Regions from separate parts of the Homo sapiens genome. Here all the other regions are linked to region 1. Evidence: read pairs that join two places in POLR2A ChIA-PET (ENCODE). Cell type or tissue: PC-9. All regions are shown on one strand.

The links. Peaks named below come from ENCODE experiments on the same cell type or tissue, not always from the same donor. Only the 100,000 strongest peaks of a DNase experiment are listed, where the experiment ranks them.
Region 2: POLR2A ChIA-PET joins it to region 1 with 15 read pairs; 7 of 35 experiments call an interaction of 5 or more read pairs at or near these places.
Region 3: POLR2A ChIA-PET joins it to region 1 with 19 read pairs; 3 of 35 experiments call an interaction of 5 or more read pairs at or near these places.

The regions. Positions count from the first base shown.
Region 1 is chr14:102,183,280-102,191,279 of GRCh38, forward strand. The region is part of intron 1 of WDR20 (WD repeat domain 20); the gene reads left to right. Among named protein-coding and RNA genes, the nearest start is that of WDR20, 47 kb to the left of the region's middle. RefSeq lists enhancers at 1,063-1,564, 1,565-2,064. In PC-9, a CTCF peak has its summit at 3,398; DNase peaks (open chromatin) are centred at 2,332, 3,972 and 4,672; H3K4me3 peaks cover 1,799 bases; H3K27ac peaks cover 5,258 bases.
Region 2 is chr14:102,067,456-102,075,455 of GRCh38, forward strand. No RefSeq gene overlaps it. Among named protein-coding and RNA genes, the nearest start is that of HSP90AA1, 16 kb to the right of the region's middle. In PC-9, no CTCF peak of the experiment used is centred here; DNase peaks (open chromatin) are centred at 4,046 and 4,356; H3K4me3 peaks cover 858 bases; H3K27ac peaks cover 4,799 bases.
Region 3 is chr14:102,557,919-102,565,918 of GRCh38, forward strand. No RefSeq gene overlaps it. Among named protein-coding and RNA genes, the nearest start is that of LINC02323, 17 kb to the left of the region's middle. RefSeq lists a silencer at 1-181 and an enhancer at 2,650-2,919. In PC-9, no CTCF peak of the experiment used is centred here; no DNase peak of the experiment used is centred here.

The sequences.
Region 1 (8,000 bases):
CTGTATTCTTCAGCTCACGCCTGGTTGGATCAGAGATTATTTGAATTACAGAAGCCAAGTCAAGCATTTTGGCCACTTGTTTTAGTAGCTGATCTCCATTAATGTTTAAGATATGTTTAATGTTCTCTCACTCTAGCTCTTTTGCTTCCTGTTTGAAACACAGCAGTGTACTATGTCCAAAATGCTGTCATATGATATACAATTACTGCTACACGTGTTGTTTATTGAAATTTTAGACATTACAGATTCAGTAGCTTGTTCTAGCTGACGCTGGGTGATTGAAAAGGGAGAAACAGCTAGATATGGTTAAAGGTGAAGTTGTAAGCATTATGAACCTTGGGCAGATCACCACCTCTTCCTGGGCCTCAGTTTCTCTGTAGGATGAGGAAATGGAAGTTTGTAGGCCCTCTGCACAACTGGGGACTTAGGGCCGTTTTCACTTAGGATGGGAACTCTTCTACCGATTGTTGCTTATGTTACTCAGCAACTTGAATTGGAAATTTAAAATCATTTATGTGCTCTGCTGAATATAATGAGCCCATGGATGGCCCAAAGGTTAGAACAACAACAGTGTAGTAGTTAGGCAGCACACAGGAATTACTCTCTGCTCTACAATGCTCTGTAATTTACCAGTGTTGTCTCAACACTTTCAGAAAGGCATAGAATTCTATCTTTAAAAAACATTTTTTTCTAAGAATTTGAAATCATCTTTTGCAGAAATGAATGCATCTTGCCTTTTCGTCAGTGTGAGATACTGGTATTCCCTTTAGAATGGGAATACGTATTCCTATACATATTTAACAGAAGGGTTCAATAAAAATAGGTCATTTGAATATGTCAGCATTTTAATGTGATGAGATCTGGTGTTAGTATGTGTGCAAATTGAATTTATCTTGATGTTTATTCATAGCTTTTCTTTAATGAAGAAATCAGTATTTCATTAGCCTAAGGAAGCCTCACAACAGCCATTTGTGGTGACTTGCCTTGCGATAGGAGATCTAACCTTCCGTGGAGTACAGCATCAGAGAATGAAGAGCTGGTAAAGATGTTGCAGTGTAGCTGTTTTTTAAGTTCATCTTTAAGAAGCTACTCTGAAGGAAGAGAAGTAGATTGTAATAGCTAGCAGTTTCTAAATGACAGGCTGCCTTAGGAAAAAGTGACATGTGAGAACAACAGAAGCTTGTTATTTCAGCAGATGCTTGACTGAGGGTGCTAGGCCAGGGAAGATGCTGCCACAGAATGTCCGCCCTCTGCTTGTTCCTGCTTTCCCCTGGTGGCCACCCTCTCCCCACCCGATGCAGAGCTCCAAAGGAGGGGCTTTTGCTGGCCCCTGGGAGAAGCCATCTGATGAGCAGCAAGCAATTCCAGAGATTGTCACTGTGAAATTTTTACTTAACGCATGTTACGCACTTTGTGACTGTGTGTCTCTTCTCATTTTGGGATGACATGAAGGTGATGTTCCACACGTCTTACATCTTGCTATTTGCTGACGTTTGACTTATTGTCTTGCCTGCCTCCCCTCTGTCTAATTCTCTGTGCCGCCTCTCAAAGCCTTGCTGCGGCTAAACGCAGCCCCTTGAACGTGGTTGGCCGGGGCTCATTCCAGGTCAGAGCCCATCAGAAGCGCGCTAGAGACAATGCACCAACGGTTGGTCTTTAGTGAAGGGGATGGGTTTGGAATGCCAAGCAAGTGTGGGCTGTACTAGTATGTTTGAGAATGAAGGAGGAATGGAAACTAAGAAAGAGAAGCTACTGTTTTGTTTTGGAAGATTATACTGGAAGGAAAACCTGCTGAAAGTGGGCTTCCACTGCTGCTGTCCTTCTGCAGGAAATTTAGGGCAGAAAGAAACATCTCTGTTTTTCCTTATGTCTGTTTCTTTGAAGGTATTAATGAATGATGAGAATTTTCAAAGCCCATATGATAAGTAGCAAGTCCTTATGTATTCAGAAGGAAACTAATGTTTCCCGAGTGCCTTTTAAGTGCCAGGGATTCTGCTGGGACTTATATTATTCCATTTTAATAAAATAATTCTGTGAGGCAAATGATTGAAAAGAAGAGGTAGATCTGGAATCTGGGCCACACTGAGAAAGGCTGGAATATTTGAGTCCCACTTCAAGAAGCCTAGGAACATGGAGTTACATGGTGATAGAATCGTAGAACTAGGTGCCACCTCACATGTCTGTTGCATCACCCCAGCAGTAGACGGCGGTGCAGCAGAAGGCACACGGGCTGGAATTTCGATGGCCAGACTCTACCACTGGGTTCCTCTGGGCGGCTGATTCTATTTTCTTGTTTACAAAATGGGAGTGGCAGTTGTACTTACTGCGCAGGTTTGTAGCGAGGTTTCAAAAAACTGATCCATGGAGGTGCTTTGTAAACTGTAAAGTGATGTACTAATATTTACTGATGGAGACTGTTTGCTTTCATGGATGGACACCCAAGAAGGCATTTATTCTTAGCATTTTGGTCAGCAAAAGAATTATCGAGATTGCGCCACTGCAGTCCAGCTGGGCGACAGAGCGAGACTCCATCTCAAAAAAAAAAAAAAAAGCATTATATATTTGCTTTTATATACATTTGGCTGTAGGTCTCTTGGTTTCTATCACTTCACTGTTCTTTTCCTCCATTTTCAGAATTGTTTCCTTTCTGTGACAGATATTCAGTGATAACCTTCTGTGTGCCAGGCCCTCTATTAGATGTTGGAGACAGGGAGGTAAATAACACAGATAAGTTCTTGTCCTTTTTGAAATGAAACACTGAAACTGTACAATTGATTACTGTTTGTTTTTCCTATGGGCATAAGTGACCCAAGCCTAACTGACTTCTTATGTTTCTGACATACATATATTTTAAACAAGTGTTAGGCTCTTTACATACTGTTAATGCCAACTGTTCAGATACGTTGGCTGTAACTACTGAATTGAAGATACTGTGAGAAACATGGATTGTGTGGGTCTTTCCATAAGGTAAACCTGGTTTTGTGGCCCCTTCAAGGGCAGCGGTGGGACTGTGGAATTGGCATCTGTGTGGTGCTGTGCAGCTGATTGTTACTTGAGCGTTAAACTGTTCGCCTACACATGAAGTGTGGGCAGTTGAAGGTGTTTGAAAATCACTGTGTGGTATTTTTGTCATTAGACCCACCCAGTTATTTCCCATTATGTTGAAGAAAATTTTGGTTACATAGTTGAGCTTTGTTCAAAAGGTGAATATCAGCTCTGATTGGCCAAGGTCTCTTTTCATCTTCAGTGCCTCCCCCCACAACACCCCCCTCCGGTTTCACCAGGGTGACAAGCAGATGTGGTCCAGCCCCAGGCCCTGGACTGTGGACTAATCAATCCCTAACAGGCACTAGCAGCCCCAAGCCTGACTAGGTTAAAAGTTCCACCAAGGGCCGGGCGCAGTGGCTCACATCTGTAATCCCAGCACTTTGGGAGGCCGAGGCAGGCGGATCACGAGGTCAGGAGATGGAGACCACCCTGGCTAACATGGTGAAATCCCGTCTCTATTAAAAATAAAAAAAATTAGCCGGGGTGGTGGGGGGCGCCTGTAGTCCCAGCTACTCGGGAGGCTGAGGCAGGAGAATGGCGTGAACCCAGGAGGTGGATCTTGCAGTGAGCCGAGATCGTGCCACTGCACTCCAGCCTGGGGGACAGAACGAGACTCTGTCTCAGGAAAAAAAAAAAAGTTCCACCAAGAAAACCTGCGGAACAGTCTTTGCAGTGTGGTTTATTTTGGATCTCAGGTTTTAAGATAGGCCCCTAGTCGTTCCACTTCTTTTCTAGTAGGTGATCCTTTGTGGCCCTTGGAAGTAATTTCTTGGCCACTTTTGGTCCCTGTTTTGGTTGTCTGAGATGTGGTCAAGAGGAATGATAATAGCACTACAGTCGTTCTCTTCTGATTTTCAAAATGGCTTATGGCAACCTTTGATGTTACTCAGACTGCTCCAGCTAGTTTTGATTAATTCATTCAGGCTGTCAGTGACTCAGCAGCCTCCTGGCTTCTTTCTTGTTTTTAAAAGGAGCTGGACTTTCACAATATATGGAACATAGTTAACATATTGCAGCTAATAAGTGTGGCACATAATGATAGGCATCGGTGAAGGGGTCTGGAAGAATGTCACACATAGGCTGGGGGGGGGCTCAGGAGGACATGACATCTCTGCTTTTGTGAATATGAGGATAGGGGACTTTTTTTGGGTGAAAGAAGGAATGGCAGGAAAGGCAAGGTGTCAGAAGCACAGGCAGCAGCCAAGGGTCTTTGGGGTAATGTATGTGGAGGGGCGGGGGTGATAAGGCCACATTGGGCAGCCTGTGAGTGCTAAGCTGTAGGCCCTGCAGAGCCGTGGCAGTGGTGGAGTGGGAGAGTGACCTAAGGCTTCCCGAAGATGTGTCTGGCAGAGTGTAGGGCGAATTGCATGTGATTGGAAATGGGTGGAAGGAGACTGGCACAGAGCTAGAGAGGCTGAGCTAAGCTGGGGAAACCCAGGCTGGATGAGGGCCCTGAAGCTGTCCTTTGGGCAGGGGTGCCAGGCAGGGGACCCAACAGAGCGCCAAGTATAAAGCTGGTTGGGGTGGGGCTTAAGGATGGGAGGAGTGGACTTAGGAGGTAGAGAGTGCTTTGGGTGTAGGCCAGGTAAGTTTCTGGTCTGCCTGCATTAGGCACTTGGTAGCTGTTAGCTATGCCAGTAAAAGGATCTTTTACTTTTCTGGCAAGACTCTGCAAGACCGGTTCTCTCTTAGGTGATTCTCAGGTGGGGATGGGGAGGGAAGATGTGAAATTTAGGGAAAATAAAACTACCTTTATTACCTACACTATTTCCACCTGATTCATTTAAAATTATGTCTAAGATTATAATTTGACACACATTTTTCAAAAGAGCTCTGAGATATTTTTCATACCACATCAGATGCTTCTGGGCACTGAGGAGTTTTATCAAGTAAAACTTTACCAGGCCTATGTGATGTGACATGGCTGTTGCCTGTGATGCCACAGGCTTCCCAAAGCCCCCTACTGAGGCCCACTAAGTTGGTGGGAACCAGGCTGCAAGCTTTTTGCCTTTGGTGGAATAGCCCCTCTCGGGTTCAAGTCCTTCCTCCACATTTCTGTCCACTCAGCAGCATTCCTGAGGGAAGAGTGGGCAGGCAGGGCTATGGTGAAGGCATGAACTGGAACTGGAGGGCTTCTTTTGCAGACCCTTTGTGGTACTGGAAAGAAATTCCTCAAGGACCTATAGGCTCATTAGTGCCATGCTAAACTGACCCAGCTGACTCTGAATTTCAGTAGTATTGTTCCAGAAAAAAATTCCAGCCAGGCATGGTGACTTACATCTGTAATCCCAGCACTTTGGGAGGCTGAGATGTGAGGGTTCTTGGAGCCTAGGAGTTTGATACCAGCCTGGGCAACATGGCAAGACACTGTCTCTACAGAAAATTAAAAAAAAAAAATTAGTTGGGCATGGTGGCACGCATCTGTGTCCCAGCTACTTGAGAGGCTGAGGCAGGAGAATCAGTTGAGCCCAGGAAGTTGAGGCTGTAGTGAGCTGTATTTGCATCACTGTACTCCAGTCTGGGCAGCAGAGCGAGACCCTGTTTCAAAAAAAAAAAAAAAAAAAAAAATTCCAGAGATCTTAAGGATGAAAAGTCTAAGGAAGGCCAGGTATGATGGCTCATGCCTGTAATCCCACCACTTTGGGAGGCCAAGGCAGGCAGATCACTTGATGTCAGTTCGAGACCAGCCTGGTCAACATGGTTGAAACCCCGTCTCTACAAAAAATACAAAAATTAGCTGGGCGTGGTGGCACGTACCTGTAATCCCAGCTACTCGGGGGGCTGAGGCAGGAGAATCACTTGAACCCGGGAGGCAGAGGTCGCAGTGAGCCCAGATCGCACCACTGCACTCCAGCCTGGGTAATAGAGCGAGACCCTGTCTCAATAATAATAATAGTAATGAAGAAAAAGAAAAAGTCCAAGGAAAAGAGAAGTATTACATTTAAAAATGTTTACTTACTGATCGAGGCTTTGGTAACTAGTTGTTTCTTTAGTAGGAATTTTAAAACTATCACTTAAAATTTTTCTATTAAGTTGAGAACTTAATAAGTATGATGAGACTGTCAAATTATTTGTAATCAGTAACTCCTTATGCAAACTCATGAGCATAATGATAAAATTTAAACTTTCCATAGAAAAAATTAAGAAACAGTTGTGGTTTAATGTATTCTACAAATACTTAGCCTCTGTGCCAGGCTGGATACCTCTGCTGGGGCTGAAGACCAAATACCCGATTCTTAAAATGGATAAGAATGTTTAATAAATTGGTTCTTCTATAAATTCATGTTTATCTGTCAGAATCTGAGTGGAAAAAAACTTACGGTGAAGAACTTAGGTAATTGATAATAATTGGGATGCAAACCATTTTTTGAAATCTCAGTGTGTAGAATCTATCAGAAAGCTGAAAAAAACTAATTTTGTGGAACTATACAGTGGTAACTGTTTAATAAAGTTCTCCTTAAAAGAGTTTTTATTATAATTTTATTTTAATTGATTATAACAGACATAAAACAATTCTGAAATCATATAAGTGATTAAATATTAAATGTTGTGGAATGAATTAAGTACTTGAGAATTCAGATACAGGAGCAGCACAAAGAATGGTTGGGAAAATCCTTGCTGTGGGCGGTGGGACGTGAACTGACGGGCACGATTCCTGGGGAGGTGGGCAAAGGAGACTGTCCCTACCAAGAGGGTGACGTAAGCCAAGAAAGAGGGGCTGTCTGCTCTGGCCATTGCTTATGAGTTGTGTGGAGGGCCAGTGAAGGGTGGAGAGGCAAGATGGTGTAGAGCTGATAAGAGCACAGCCTCATGACCCTGAACTTCCTTCCAGGTCCCTCATCAATGTAATGTGGATACATTAGTACCAGCTTTGAGGGGTGACTAGGATTGGATTGGATGATGATTGTAAAGTTCCTGGTGCAGGCCTGGCACATAGGAAGTGTTGATTAGGCCAGGCGCAGTGGCTCACGCCTGTAATCCCAGCACTTTGGGAGGCCAAGGCAGGTGGATCACCTGAGGTCAGGAGTTTGAGACCAGCCTGGCCAACATGGTGAAACCCTGTCTCTACTAAAAATACCAAAAACAAACAAACAAACAAAAACAAAAAACAAAAAATTAGCCAGGTGTGGTGGCAGGCGCCTTTAATCCCAGCTACTCAGGAGGCCACGGCAAGAGAAACACTTGAACCCGGGAGGCAGAGGTTACAGTGAGCCAAGATCACACCATTGCACTCCAGCCTGGGCAACAAGAGGGAAATTCTGTCTCAAAAAAAAAAGTGTTGACTAGACAGAAGGTGATATTGCTGTTGGGGAGGATGGGGCTGAACCCTGGAGGGCAGGGGTGCTAGGTACTTTTTCCTACATTGACTTGATAGAAATTAGGAGGCCACAGGCCAGGTGTGGTGGCTCACGCCTGTAATCCCAGCACTTTGGGAGGCTGAGGCGGGCAGATCACTTGAGGTCAGGAGTTCGAGACCAGCATGGCCAACATGGTAAAACCCTGTCTCTACTGAAAATACAAAAATTAGCCGGGCATGTTGGTGCATGCCTGTAATCCCAGCTGCTGAGGAGGCTGAGGCACAAGAATTGCTTGAACCTGGAAAGTGGAGGTTACAGTGAGCTGAAGTCATGCCAGTGCACTGTAGCCTTGGCAACAGAGCGAGACTCTATCTCAAAAAAAAAAAAAAAGAAAAAAATTAGGAGACATTTTGATTAGAGATAAGATGTGGCTGGAATTAATGAATAATGGTAGCTACCCAAATACTTCTGTGTGCTCTGTGCTTTCTGTTATCTGCAGCCTTCACCATTGCCTTGCAGGGGAGGGGTGGGCCTTTGATCTCCTATTAGTGAGAGGAAACTTGCACTTTGCCCAAGGCCACTTGGCTACCAAGAGGGAAGGCAGGATTTGAACTTAGGCTTGCCTGGTCTGGGCTCTTTCTCTCGCTACCAGAC
Region 2 (8,000 bases), 120 kb before region 1:
ACTCCTGACCTCGGGATCTGCCTGCCTCAGCCTCTCAAAGTGCTAGGATTACAGGTGTGAGCCACCAGGCCTGGCCTCACTTTTTTTTTCTTAGTAATGTTTGAAGTCAGGAAGTGTGAGTCTTACTACTTTGTCCTTTTTCAAGATTGGCTTTTCTGGGTTCCTTAACATTTTCTTTTCCTTTTTTTTTTTTTTTTTTGAGACAGAGTTTTACTCTGTCACCCAGGCTAGAGTGCAGTGGTGCGATCTCGGCTCACTGCAACCTGCACCTCCCAGGTTTAAGCAATTCCCCTGCCTCAGCCTCCTGAGTAGCTGGGATTACAGGTGCCCGCCACTGCACCCATCTAATTTTCGTATTTTTTAGTAGAGACAGGGTTTCACCATCTTGGCCAGGCTGGTCTCAAACTCCTGACCTCATGATCCACCTGCCTTGACCTCCCAAAGTGCTGTGATTACAGGCGTGAGCCACCATGCCTGCTTCATTTTCATATAAACTTTATAACCAGCTTGTCAGTTTCTGCACAAAAATGCCAGCTTTTTTTTTTTTTTTTTTTTTTTTTTTTTTTGAGATGGAGTCTTGCTCTGTCACCCAGGCTGGAGTGCAGTGGCGTGATCTCGGCTCACTGCAAGCTCTGCCTCCCGGGTTCACGCCATTCTCCTGCCTCAGCCTCCCGAGTAGCTGGGACTACAGGCGCCCGCCACCACACCCGGCTAATTTTTTGTATTTTTAGTAGAGACGGGGTTTCAGTGTGTTAGCCAGGATGGTCTCAATCTCCTGACCTCGTGATCCGCCCACCTTGGCCTCCCAAAGTGCTGGGAAATTGTTAATAGGGATTGGGTTGCATCTGTGGATCAGTTTGGGTGGTATTGCTTATCTCCACAACATTAAGCCTTCCGATCCATGAACATGGTATGTCTTTCCATTTTAGTTTGTCTTTAATTTCAACAATGTTTTGTAGTTTTCAATACACAGTATAAAAAGTCTTGCATTCCTTTTGTTAATTTTATTTATTTATTATTATTATTATTACTTTTTCTTTGAGACCCACTGTGTCACCCAGGCTGGACAGTGAGTAATCCTAGCTCACTGCAGCCTTGACCTCCTAAGTTCAAGCAATCCTCCCACCTTGGCCTCCCAAAGTGCTGGAATTACAGGCATGAGCAACCAAGCCTGACCTAATTTTATTTTTAAATCTTTTATTCTTTTTGGTGCTATTGCAAATAAAAATGTTTCTTTATTTTCAGATCACTCATTGTTAATGTATAAAAATACAATTGATATTTATATATTAATCTTGTATTTTTTTTTTTTTTTAGTAGAGACAGGGGTCTCACTATGTTACCCAGGTTGCTCTTGAACTCCTAGGCTCAAGTGATCCTCCCACCTTGGCCTCCCAAAGTGCTGGGATTACAGGTATGAGCCATCATGCTCGGCCAATCTTGTATCCTAAAATCTTGCTGAACTCATTAGTTCTATAGATTTGTGTGTTTGTAATCCTTAGGAGTTTTTATATACAAGATCATGTCATTTACAAATGCAGATACTTTTTACATTTTCCTGTCCAATCAGGATATCAGGATGTCTTTTCTTTTTCATGACTAATTGCCCCTGGTTAGAACCTCCAGTACAGTGTTAACTAGAAATGACAAAAATGAACATCTTGACTTGTCCTTGTTCACTCACTTAATCGTACATTTAATTATAGTACCAAGTGCCTTGAATATGTCTGAGTGCAGAGATGTAGTAGGGAAAATACTTATGGGTGAAATGGTACAATGAAATCTCAGAATTGCCTCAGAATGACTTGGAGAAAGAAAGAAGGGTGCATTGAGTGTGGATGGGTGGGAATGGCCATGGCCAGTTGGCTGGTTGTTGGGGATGGTGATGGTCACTAAGGTTTCATACTATTCTGTCTGCTTTTGTGTACTTTTTTTTTTTGAGACAGAGTGTTGCTCTGCTGCCCAGGCTGGAGTGCAGTGGCACGATCTCTGCTCACTGCAACCTCCATCTCCCAGGTTCAAGCGATTTTCCTGCCTCAGCCTCCCAAGTAGCTGGGATTACAGGCACCCGCCACCACACCCAGCTAATTTTGTATTTTTAGTAGAGACAGGGTTTCACCAGGTCGGCCAGGTTGGTCTCGACTCCCAACCTCAAGTGATTCGCCTGCCTTGGCCTCCCAAAATGCTAGGATTACAGGCATGAGCCACCATGCCCGGCAACAAGAGTTGTTTAAATGGCACTTATTTGTGGAAGACACCAAGCCAAATATCCCACACATCTGGATTTGTCCGCCTGCTTCCTCAGAGTGTCATTTAGCACGTCCCTTTATCCCCTTATTTCCTATTAACTCAAATTACCAAGATAGTCTCCTGTTTTGAGACATGTAGATATTTTCAAATTCCCCTGCTACAGGGTTGTGGAGAACATTCTTGTACCTTTCTCCCGGTGCAAGTGGAAAGACTTTCTCTAGCACGTACCAGGAAGTACTCAGGGTGAGTTCTCCCACTCCATCAGATGTGCCAAATTGCCCTCCAGATTAACTGTATTGATCTGTACCCCCATCAGGTCACATGAGAGACCCCATTTTCAGACCATAGCCAACATTTGGTACTGTCCTCCTTTAATTTCTGCCATTCCTGATGGGTGTAAAATGCATCTTCTTACACTCACTTTCCCTTTCATGACTTGCAGTGCGGTTGGGCATCTTCTCTTACGTGTGTTGCCCTTCCAGGCTAAGGAAGGAGACTGAGACAGCAGAAACCACAGGATTCAGGAACTGCTTAGAAATGGTACCAACTGGTTTTATTAAAAGGGAAAGTGTTTGGCCAGGAGCGGTAGCTCACGCCTGTAATCCCAGCACTTTGGGAGGCCAAGGCAGGCGGATCATGAGGTCAAGAGACGGAGACCATCCTGGCCAACATGGTGAAACCTCTAAAACTTCTACTAAAAATACAAAAACTAGCTGGGCGTGGTGGCGCACACCTGTAGTCCCAGCTACTTGGGAGGCTGAGGCAGGAGAATCTCTTGAACTTGGGAGGCGAAGATTGTAGTAAGGTGAGATCACACCACTGCACTCCAGCCTAGTGACAGAGAGACTCCACCTTAAAAAAAAAAAAAAAAAAAGGGAAATTGTTGCCAGCCGTGGTGGTGCGCACCTGGAATGCCAGCTACTCAGGAGACTGAGGCAGGAGGACTGCTTGAGCCCCAGAGTTTGAGTCCAGCCTGGGCAACATAATGAGGCCCTGTCTCAAAAAAAACCGCACAAAATAAGCAGGGGGTGGAGGGCAAAATAGCATACTTTTCTATATCCACCACAAATGCATTCAGATGTTAAATGTTTTATTGATTTTCATTCTAATGTGTTTTCTGTTATTTTTATTTTTTAGTAGAGATGGGGTTTTACCACATTGCTCGGGGCTGGTCTTAAACTCCTAACCTCAAATGATCCACCCACCTCAGCCTCCCAAAATGCTGAGATTACAGGTGTGAACCACTGCGCGCGGCCTGTTTCTTGTTTTTTGAATTTTTTTTTTTTTTGAGATAGAGTCTCACTCTGTCACCCAGGCTGGAGTGCAGTGGTGCGATCTTGGATCACTGCAACCTCCACCTCCCGGGTTCACACCATTCTCCTGCCTCAGCCTCCCAAGTAGCTGGAACTACAGGCGCCCACCACCATGCCTGGCCAATTTTTTGTATTTTTAGTAGAGATGGGGTTTCACCGTGTTAGCCAGGATGGTCTCGATCTCCTGACCTTGTGATCCACCCGCCTTGGTCTCCCAGAGTGCTGGGATTACAGGCGTGAGCCACCGCGCCCAGCCTGTTTTTTGAATTTTAACCTGGCATTAAAAAAACAAGAGTGCTTCTTTTTGGACTGCATTTCGAGTTCTGGAACTTTCATTGATCAAGTGTTGAGGCCTAAAACGCTTTCATAAGAAGATGATTGATGTTCCAAGCAAAAACGTACACTTGGCAGATAGCGTGTTCAGCTCACTTGCTCTGCACTAACATAATGGCATCTTTGTTCAGATTTTGGTGGTGCTATTAATACACCGTGACTCATTAAAAGCCCCACTTCCTGGAATGTTCTTCTCAGGGAGGTGATGTGACATTCCCTCCTATGGAGGAAGAATCTATAATCACACTTTCAAAGTCTTGAGCAGATCTTGAAGGCTTAGCAAAGGGAACAAAAGCTTCCTAAATTATACAGAATTATTTAAACAAATTGTCATCCCCACAGGAAGGGGGAAAACATCATTTGTACATACCACTTCTTCACTCAGGCCACAAATACGTATCAGGTGTTTGCCACATGCACCAATTTAGCAGTGAACACTCACGCCTTCCCTCCTGGGCTGACAGGCAGCAGAGAGACAGGAAGACTGACCTGAAACGAATGGTCATTTCCTTATAGTTGCATAATGCTACAAAGAAAGGTAGAAGACGCAAGGAGAGTGTATGCGGGGCTTATGTTATGTCAGGAAAATATTTTCTGAGACCAGATAATGGAAGGATTATCTGGGGCCAGATAGTGGAAGAGTGGAAGGATTTAGCCTGGTGTGGGGGGACATGGAGACCATCTCAGGCAATTGGTGGCTTACCGGGTACAGAGTTGTTGTTGGGGGAATGAAAAAGTTTTGGAAATAGTAATGATAGTTGCATAATGTTGTGAAGGTAGTTAATGCACTGGACTGTACACTTAAAAATGGTTTACAATGGTCAGTTTTATGTTACAGGCCGGGTGTGGTGGCTCACGCCCATAACCCCAGCACTTTGGGAGGCCAAGGTGGGCAGGACACGAGGTCAGAAGTTCGAGACCAGCCTGGCCAATATAGCAAAACCCTGTCTCCACTAAAAGTACAAAAATTAGCCGGGCGTGGTGGCAGGTGCCCATAATCCCAGCTACTTGGGAGGCTGAAGAAGGAGAATCACTTGAACCTGGGAGGCGGAGGTTACAGTGAGCCGAGGATCGCACCACTGCACTCCAGCCTGGGCGACAAAGCAAGACTCTGTATCAAAAAAAAAAAAAGTTACATATATTTTACCACAATAAAAAAAATACAAAAAAGCTGGGCGCGGTGGCTCACACCTGTAATCCCAGCACTTTAGGAGGCTGAAGTGGGTGGATCACGAGGTCAGGAGTTTGAGACCACCCTGGCCAACATGGTGAAACCCTGTCTACTAAAAATACAAAAATTAGCCGAGCAGGGTGGCTGGCGCCTGTAATCCCAGCTACTTGGGAGGCTGAGCCAGGAGAATCACTTGAACCTGGGAGGCAGAGGTTGCAGTGAGCTGAGATCACGCCATTGCACTCCAGCCTACGCAACAAGAGCAAAACTCTGTCTCAAAAAAAAAAAAAAAAAAAAAAAAAGAGAAAGAGAAATCATTCCAGGCAGAGGAGCTCTGTTGTCTGGTGTGTGAGGTCTTAGAAAGAGACGTCAGTTTTTTTTTTCTTTTTCTTTTTTCTTTTTTTTGAGACAGAGTCTTGCTCTATGCCCAGGCTGGAGTGCAGTGGTGTGATCTCGGCTCACTGCAACCTCCACCTCCCAGGTTCAAGTGATGCTCCTGCCTCAGCCTCCTGAGTAGCTGGGATTACAGGCACCTGCCACCATGCCCAGCTAACTTTTGTATTTTAGTAGAGATGGGGTTTCACCATGTTGGTCAGGCTGGTCTTGAACTCCTGACCTCAGGTGATCCACCCACCTCGGCCTCCCAAAGTGCTGGGATTACAGGCATGAGCCACTGCAGCGGTCTGTCAGTTTTGAGTTGCCCAGCGCTGAATCCCCCTCCTACATTCTGGGGACTCCCCAACCTCACGAGGCCAGATGGGAGGAAAAGGCCATGAAAAGACCAGACACCGGTTTTCCCAGCCTCTCTTGCAGCTAGGACACAGGCTAGGCTCAGCCAATCACATTTTGAATGGGGTGTTTAAATGGGGCAGCTGGTGTGGGGAAAAGCCAGGGTCCAGGGACAATCTATTTTGGAAGCGGGTAGGGGAAGATATAGTCTGTCTACCTCTTACTTGCTGTGTGACCACTCTGATCTTCAGTTTCCTCATCTATCAAAAGGAATTGATAAACGATACCTTCTTCGTAAGATTCTAGACTCAAATGAGACCTCATTAATGTAATTGTTGCAGCTGACTGGTGGGCACCTGTCGGTTCATAAAACAATTCCTGACCAGGTGCAGTGGCTCATGCCTGTAATCCCAGCACTTTGGGAGGCCGAGGTGGGTGGATCACCTGCCATGCTGGTCAGGAGTTCAAGACCAGCCTGGGCAACATGGAAAAACCCCATCTCTACTAAAAACACAAAAAATTAGCCAGGTGTGGTGGCAGTGCTTGTAATCCCAGCTACTTGGGAGTTTGAGGCAGGAGAATAACTTGAATCCCAGAGGCAGAGGTTGTAGTGAGCCAAGGTCACGCCACTGCACTCTAGCCAGGGCGACAGAGTGAGACTCTGTCTCCAAAAATAAATAAATAAATAAATAAACAAAACAAAATATACATAACATGAAGTTTACCATTTTAACCTTTTTTTTTTTTTGAGACAGTGTCTGGCTCTGTTGCCCAGGCTGGAGTGCAGTGGCGTGATCTCAGCTCATTGCAAGCTCCGCCTCCCAGGTTCACACCACTCTCCTGCCTCAGCCTCCTGCGTAGCTGGGACTACAGGCGCCTGCCACCACACTCAGCTAATTTTTTTGTACTTTTAGTAGAGACGGGGTTTCACCTTGTTAGCCAGGATGGTCTCGATCTCCTGACCTCGTGATCCGCCCGCCTCGGCCTCCCAAAGTGCTGGGATTACAGGTGTGAGCCACCGCACCCTGCCCATTTTAACCATTTTTAAGTCTGCAGTTCAGTGGTGGAGATATCCACATTATTGTACAAACATCATCACCATCCATCTTCAGAACTTTTTCATCTTCCCAAATGAAAACTGTTCCCATTAAATGCTAACTCTCCCTTCCCTCCTCCCCAAGCTTGGGCAACCAGCATTCTACTTCCTGTCTCTCTGAATTTGCCTACTCTAGGTACCTGAGGTAAGTGGAATCATACAGTGTGTGTCCTTCTGTGACTGGCTTATTTCACTTAGTACAATGTCTTTAAGGTTCATCCATGTCGTAGCATGTGTCAGAATTTTCTTCCTTTTTAAGCCTGAATAATATTCCATTGTATGCATAGACCACATTTTGTTTATCCGTTCATCTTGAGTAAATCCCAAGGAGTGGAATCCCTGGATCATGTGGCAATGCTATGTTTAACATTTTGAGGAACAGCCAGACTGTTTTCCAAAACAGTATCATTTTACATTCCTACCAGCAGTGTACCTATGAGGGTTCCAATTTTCCACATCCTTGCCAACATTTGTTATTATCTATCTGCTTCTATTTTGTATGTTTTGGAAATCTCCCAAATAAATAGTTTATAAAAAAGAGAAAATTAGCCAGGCGTGGTGAAGTACGCCTGTGGTCCTAGCTACTCAGGAGGCTGAGGCACAAGAGTTGCTTGAACCTGGAAGGTGGAGGTTGTGGTGAGCCAAGATGGTGCCACTGCACTCCAGCCTGGGTGACAGAACGAGACTCAGTCTCAAAAAAAAAAAAAAAAAAAAAAAAAAAAAAAAATTAGAAACTGTAAGTGAAAGTGTAAACTATGAAGTGCTTAGGTTAATTTGTTATTTGTTAGCATAGATTTGTGTGCCTGTCATGTGCCAGACACTGTTATGAGTATTTGGGATACAAACATAAGCAAAACACACACACATCTGTAGTCTTAAACTCAAGACTGGGCCTATCTGCTCCTCCAGAACCCCTTCCCTGGAAGCAGAGCTGAGCCTAGGACATCCATCCCACTCCCCAGGCCCTGCCCAGCTCTTGGGCATTTGGGAGGTGTCGGGGTGCAGGAGTAGAAGTCTGATGCCTGCACCGCAGCCCTGGCCTCCCTTAGCCCAGAGAGCCCTGCGTGTTCTCCACTTCCAGAGCTTGTTTTTCTTATCTATAAAATAA
Region 3 (8,000 bases), 370 kb after region 1:
GGAGGCTGCATTGAGTGCAGTCAGGACCTGGGCTGTAGGGCTCAGCCTCTAGACAGCAGGAGCACAGAAGGGCGTGGCGGGGTCTCCTGCCCGGCCATAATAAACAGGCCCAAGACTTGTTCACACAGGTCCCAGGAATATGCTGGGTTTGCCTTACGTATAATTTGTGATTCATACCTCTCAGTCTTCCAGAAAGATGCAGTCTACAGAAATTCAGAAACAATCAATTTGTAAGAATAGACATAGATAATTTTGAACAACCAAGATTAGTGGGAGATAGGCATTTACCCAATTCTAGGACATTAATGATTAGTAATCAGGCATCAGACATAGCTGTGGTCAGCCATGGTGGCTCACACCTGAAATACCAGCACTTTGGGAGGCCAAGACAGAAGGCTCCCTTGAGTTCAGGAGTTCTAGACCAGCCTGGGCAACAGAGTGAAACCCTGTGTCTACAAAAAATAAAAATAAAATAAAATAAACAAATTAGCCTGTGGTCCCAGCTACCTACCAGGGAGCCTGAGGTGGAAGGATCGCTTACGCCCGAGGTCGAGGCTGCAGTGAGCAGTGATTGCACCACTGCACTCCAGCCTGAGTGACAGAGTGAGGCCCCGTATTAAAAAAAAACCCCAAAAACTTAGCTATGAGTTTCCTGGCAGTCGAGGCATGAAGGGAATGAGAATGGACTATGGAACTTCACTGTGTGATCACAGCGGAGTATATCAGGCAGCCAGGAGGCCCTCACTTATATACCCAAGCCTCAGGCAGCAGGCATGTTCTGTGGCGGCCTCTGGAAACAGGCCATCAGGGCCGGGAGGACAGAGATGGCTGTGAGCTGGGCCTGCACCCTCAGGGCCCTGCCTGTTGAGTGGCTCCAGGGTGTCTTGCCCTCTCTGGGCCTCTGGGCCAAGGCTAACCCAACTCTCTGGGTCACAGGGGCTCAAGACCTCAGTGGCAGGTCATGAGGAAGGCTGCCCTGCCAGCCTCACCCTGGCTCCCCACCCACTGCCTGCTTCTTTTTTTTTTTTTTTTTTTTTGAGATGGAGTCTCGCTCTGTCACCCAGTCTGGAGTGCAGTGGCGCGATCTCGGCTCACTGCAAGCTCCGCCTCCTGGGTTCACGCCATTCTCCTGCCTCAGCCTCCTGAGTAGCTGGGACTACAGGCGCCCGCCACCACGCTGGGCTAGTTTTTTTTTTTTTGTATTTTTAGTAGAGACGGGGTTTCAGCATGTTAGCCAGGATAGTCTCGATCTCCTGACCTCGTGATCCGCCCGCCTCGGCCTCCCAAAGTGCTGGGATTACAGGCGTGAGCCACCGTACCCAGCCCTGCCTGCTTCTTAAGTGGCCCAGGAGGACAGGGAGTGAGCTTGTCTCTCCCCACTGCAGGGTCCTGAGGGCTGGGGACTGTGCTGACACTGGTCTCTCCCCTGCCTAGGCATATCCTGTTCCTAGTGCTTGGAACACCCTTCCCACCCTCACATGCCTGGCAAATTGTTCTTCACCTCTAGGTTCACATGTCGCCTCCTTCAGCTTTAAATTCCTACACGAGGCCAGGCGCAGTGGCTCACGCCTGTAATCCCAGCACTTTGGGAGGCTGAGACGAGCAGATCACGAGGTCAAGAGATCGAGACCATCCTGGCCAACATGGTGAAACCCCCTCTCTACTAAAAACACAAAAAGTTAGCTGAGCATGGTGTCATGTGCCTGTAATCCAGCTACTCAGGAGGCTGAGGCAGGAGAATCGCTTGAACCCGGGAGGTGGAGGTTGCAGTGAGCCAAGATTGAGCCACTGCACTTCAGCCTGAGAGACAGAGTGAGACTCCGTCTCAAAAATAAAATAAAATAAATTCCTACACGAAGGCTGGGGCTGGCTCCGAGTGAGCGGGCCTGGGGTATTTGTGGGATAATGTAACTTGGGAGTGTCTAAGTAGGAAAAAACTTTAGGTTCTTCAGTCCCATTGTGCATGGGGAAACAGAGGCCCTGTGCTGGTAAGTAATGGGGCAGAAGCCAGGGTGGCTGCCTCAGTTGGAGGGAAAGCGGCACCAAGATTCACAGGACAGCTCTGGGGTCCTGGTCGCAGTCCCTGCCGTGCCGCCTTCTCACTCAGTGACCCTGAGCAAGCTGCTTGCCACGAGATGTCGGCTCCGTGGCAGTGGATAGCTTCAGCCGTGGGAAGTCCTTGGCAATCCCCTGGCTCGCGGCTGGTGCTCAGCTGGGTTCGCTCTGACTAGCACTGCACCTTGGTCACCACCTCGACTGCCACACACCCTCCCCCAGTGGAGACAGAGCCAGGGGTCTCTCAGCTTCCCCAACCCTGGCTCCCCATTGTCCAGCCTCAGGGATTTGGAGACTGGGACAAACTAGCCATGCGGGGGAAAGGTGTTCCAGAGGAGGGAACACAGTGAGCCAACAAGAGGATGGGATGGGGCAGGGCCTGTTCCAGGAACAGGCTGGGGTCACTCTCCCTTCTCCAGAGTCCAAGGCACATGGGTGGTGGGAGAAGAGATAGGAGAGGCTGGCGAAAACCAGCCCGCAAGGCCCTAAATGCCTGACTAAGAAGCTTCAGTCTTTCACTGAAGTTTTGGAGCTAGGTTGGGTGCAGTCAGATAGCTTGGGGGCTGGGCCGGAGCATCTGGTGGAGAGTGAGACACCGGTGTGAGCTGCAGCCCTCGCTGTGGGTCCCAGCACCCAGGACTGCACCCAGCCCAGGACTGCAGCAAGCAGGCACAGGATGCGTGGCTGACTGAGGCCTGTACTCCGACTGGAGTCACCTAGGAGATTGGCTGAGATGACCTCCAGAAGGGCCTTGCCCCAGGCCGGACCCCAAGGGGAAGCTGGCTCTATGTCTTTGGACGAGTTAGGAACTCATTGGGGGTGGCTGCGGTTTTATTTGGGGATTCAGCTGTGCCCTGCACACCAGCTGCTGAGCAATGTCTCCAGGAAGCCACAGCTGCCCTCTGGGAGGCAGGGGGCCAGGTGCAGTAGAGGAGATGCCCCAGCGGCTCATGCAGGAGCTCACTCAGACGCCAGAACCCCAGCCAAGGAGGCACCCCAGACCCAGGCCCACCAGGGCCAGTGTCCCCACTCCACGACAGGGGCACTGCAGCCGGGGTGGACACCCAGCCTTGCTGCTCACTAGTCACGTGGTCTGGGCAAGTCTCTTCCTCTTCCCTGAGTGAGGTGAGGCAGGATGGGCTAGGATATGTGGTGGTAACAAACAACTCCAGTCTCTTTTTTTATAATTTCCTACAGACTTTTTTTTGTTCTTGTTGAGGCAGAGTATCGCTCAATTGCTAAGGCTGGAGCACAGTGGTGCTATCTCAGCTCACTGCAACCCCCACTCCCCAGGTTCAAGTTATTCTCTTGCCTCAGCCTCCCAAGTAGCTGGGATTACAGGCGTGCACCACCAAACCTGGCTAATTTTTGTACTTTTAGTAGAGATGGGGTTTCATCATATTGGCCAGGCTGGTCTCGAACTCCTGACCTCAAGTGATCCACCCGCCTCGGCCTCCCAAAGTGTTGGGATTACAGGCATGAGCCACCGCACCCGGCCAACCTGTAGATTTTTTGAGATAAAACAGCTTTATTGAGATCTAATTCACATATCACACAATTCATTTTAAAGCGTGCAGCTCTCTGTGGTGGATGGTATATTCGCAGAGTTGTGCAACCATCACCACAATCAATTTTAGAACATTTTCGAGGCCGGGCGCGGTGGCTCACGCCTGTAATCCTAGCACTTTGGGAGGCCAAGGCGGGCAGATCACCTGAAGTCAGGAGTTTGAGACCAGCCTGGGCAACATGGTGAAACCCCCCTCTACTAAAAATACAAAAATTAGCTGGGCATGGTGGAGGGCGCCTGTAATCCCAGCTACTCTGGAGGCTGAGGCAGGAGAATCGCTTGAACCCAGGAGGCAGAGGTTGCAGTGAGCCGAGATTGCACCACGGCACTCCAGCCTGGGCGACAGAGTGAGACTCTGTCTCAGAAAAAAAAAAAAAAAAAAAAGAACATTTTAATCACCCTCCAAACACACCATGTACCCATTAGTAACCACTCTCCATTTACCTGCTCTGCCCAGCCCCTGGCAACCACTCACACACTTTCCATCTCTATGGGTTTGCGTGTTCTGGACATTTCATATAAATGAAACCATATGACGTCGCCTTTTGTGACTGACTTCTTTCACTTAGCAAAACTTTTTAAAAATAGCTTTTATTGGCTGGGTGCAGTTGTTTGTGCCTGTAATCCCAGCACTTTGGGAGGCCGAGGCGGGCCGATCACGAGGTCAGGAGATCCAGAACATCCTGGCCAACATGATGAAACCCCGTCTCTACTAAAAGTACAAAAATTATCCGGGCGTGGTGGTGCATGCCTGTAATCCCAGCTACTCAGGAGGCTGAGGAAGGAGAATTGCTTGAACCAGGGAGTTGGAGGTTGCAGTGAGCCAAGAGCCCACCACTGCACTCCAGCCTAGAGACAGAGCGAGACTCCGTCTCAAAGAAAAAGAAAGCTGGCTGGGCGCGGTGGTTCACGCCTGTAATCCCAGCACTTTGGTAGGCCGAGGCGGGTGGATCACAAGGTCAGGAGATCAAGACCATCCTGGCTAACATGGTGAAACCCCGTCTCTACCAAAATACAAAAAATTATCCAGGCGTGGTGGCGGGTGCCTGTAGTCCCAGCTATTTGGGAGGCTGAGGCGGGAGAATAGTGTGAACCCGGGAGGCGGAGTTTGTAGTGAGCCCAGATTGCACCAGCCTGGGGACAGAGTGAGACTCCGTCTCAAAAAAAAAAGAAAGCTTTTTTTTTCAGAGCTGCCTGAGGTTCACGGCCAAATTAAGCAGAAGGTACAGAGAGTTCCCATGTACCTCTGCCCCCACACATGCACAGCCTCCCTCACAATCAACATCCCCCGCTGGAGCCGCACATTTGTTACAACTGAGGAACCTACAGGGCCACATCATCACCGGAAGTCCAGGGTTTCCATGAGGGTTCCCTCTTCCTGCCGGATGCTTCACGCGTTCGGGCGAATGTATAATGACTTGTCTCCACCATTAGGGTTTTATGCAGAATAGTTTTTGTTTTGTTTTGTTTTGTTTTTGAGACGGAGTCTCGCTCTGTCGCCCAGGCTGGAGTGCAGTGGCACAATCATGGCTCACTGCAACCTCCGCCTCCTGGGTTCAAGCGATCCTCCTGCCTCAGCCTCCTGAGTAGCTGGGACTACAGGGGTGCGCCCCCACATCTGGCTAATTTTTGTATTTTTAGCAGAGATGGGGTTTCGCCATGTTGGCCAGGCTGGTCTCAAACTCCTGAGCTCAAGTGATCCACCCGCCTCGGCCTCCCAAAGTGCTGGGATTACAGGCATAAGCCACCGCACCTGGCCTAGAGTTATTTCTCTATTTGACTACTAAAGGACATCTTGGTTGCTTCCAGGTTTTGGCAGTTATGAATAGACGTGCTTTGGTTGTGTGAACATAAATATTTCACTCCTTTGGGTGAATACCAAGGAGCACCGTTGCTAGACTACATGGTAAGAGTATGTTTAGTTTTTTGTTTGTTTGTTTGTTTGTTTATTTTGAGACGGAGTCTTGCTCTGTCACCCTGGCTGGAGGGCGGTGGTGTGATCTTGGCTCCCTGCAACCTCCGCCTCCCAGGTTCAAGCAATTCTCCTGCCTCAGCCTCATGAGTAGCTGGGATTACAGGTGCCGGCCACTAGACCTGGCTAATTTTTGTATTTTTAGTAGAGACACGGTTTCACCATGTTGGTCAGGCTGGTCTCAAACTCCTGAGCTCGTGATCTGCCTGCCTTGGCCTCCCAAAGTGCTGGGATTACAGGCGTGAGCCACCGTGCCCAGTGAGAGTATGTTTAGTTCTGTAAGAAACTGCCAAACTGTCTTCAAGAGTGGCTGGACCATTTTGCATTCCCACCAGCAGGGAATGAGAGTTCCTGTTGCTCCACTTCCTTGTCAGCATTTGGTGTTGTCAATGTTCTGAATTTTGGCCACTCTAATAGGTGTGTGGTGTTACAGTTGTTTTAATTTGCATTTCCCTGATGACATATAATGTGGAACGTCTTTTTGTTTGCTTGTATGCCCACCTGTGTATCTTTTCTTGAGAAATCTGTTAAGGTTTTTGGTCCATTTCTCAATCAAGTTATTTGTTTTCTTTTTTTCTTTTTTCAAGATGGAGTCTCACTTTATCTCACCCAGGCTGGAGTGCACTGGTATCATCTTGGCTCACTGCAGCCTCTGCCTCCCAGGTTCAAGCGATTTTCCTCTCAGCCTCCCAAATAGCTGAGACTACAGGCATGTGCTACCACGCACAGCTAATTTTGTATTTTTAGTAGAGAGAGTTTCACCATGTTGACCAGGATGGTCTGGATCTCCTGACCTTGTAATCCGCTTGCCTTGGCCTCCCAAAGTGCTGGGATTACACACATGAGCCACCGCACCCCGCCTATGTTGTTGTTTATTATTTTACTTTATTTCTTATAGAGATAGGGTCTTGCCTCATTGCCCAGGCCAGTCTCAAACTCCTGGCCTCAAGTGATCCTCCCCTCTCAGCCTCCCAAAGTGTTGAGATTACAGGCATGAGCCACCATGTCTGGGTGTGTTTTTATTTTCATTTGTCTCTAAACATTTTCTAATGTCCCTTGTTATTTCTTCTTTGATGTATGTTGTTTAATTTCCAGAGTTTTGTAAGTTTTCCAGTTTTCCTTCTGATAATGATTTCCTTCCTTCCTTCCTTCCTTCCATCCTTTTTTTAACAGTCTTGCTCTTTCGCCCAGGCTGGAATGCAGTGGTGTGATCTCAGCTCACTGCAACTTCTGCCTCCCAGGCTCAAGCAATTCTCCTGCTTCAGCCTCCCAAGTAGCTGGGACCACAGGTGCGTGCCACCATGCCTGGCTAATTTTTTTTTTTTTTTTTGAGATGGAGTCTCGCTCTGTTGCCCAGGCTGGAGTGGAGTGGCACAATCTCAGCTCACTGCAACTTCTGCCTCCCGGGTTCAAGTGATTCTCCTGCCTCAGACTCCCAAGTAGCTGGGATTACAGGTGCCCACCACCACACCCAGCTAATGTTTTGTGCTTTTAGTAGAGATGGGGTTTTACCATGTTGGCCAGGCTCGTCTCCAACTCCTGACCTCGTGATCTGCCCACCTCGGCCTCCCAAAGGGCTGGGATTACAGGCGTGAGCCTAATTTTTGTATTTTTATTAGAGATGGGGTTTGCCATGTTGGCCGGGCTCAAACTCCTAGCCCCAGATGATTGGGCACAGTGGCTCACACCTGTAATCCCAGCACTTTGGGAGGCCGAGGTGGGTGGATCTCCTGAGGTCAGGAGTTTGAGATCAGTCTAGCCAACATGGCAAAACCCCATCTCTACTAAAAATAGGAAAGTTAGCCAAGCTTGGTGGTGGGTGCCTGTAATCCCAGCTACTTGGTAGGCTGAGGCAGGAGAATAGCTTGAACACGGGGGAGGGCGGAGGTTGCAGTGAGCCGAGATTGCACCACTTCACTCCAGCCTGGGCAAAAGAGCAAGCCTCCGTCTCAAAAAAAAAAAAAAAGATAGTGAGTGAGTTCTAATGAGAGGTGACGGTTTCACAAGGGGCTCTTCCCCCTTTGCTCCTCACTCCTCTCTCTCTTGCCGCCATGTGAGAAGGTCCAAGCTTCCTTCCCCTTTGCCTTCCACTATGACTGTAAGTTTCCTGTGGCTTCCCAGCCAGGCGGAACTGTGAATCAATTACACTTCTTTCCTTTATAAATTACCCAGTCTCAGGTATTTCTTTATAGCAGTGAGAATGGACTAATACACCCGTCATCCATCTCTGGTCCCATCTGGCCTTCAGACAATTGGATGGTGCCCTCTCCCGACCCTGTATCGAAGGTAGATAGATCTTCCCCACTCAGTCCACTGACTCACTACCAACCTCCTCTAGTTTCTGGGGAAATACTATCACAGACAGACCCAGAAATGATACTTTATCAGCTATTTAGAAATCCCTTA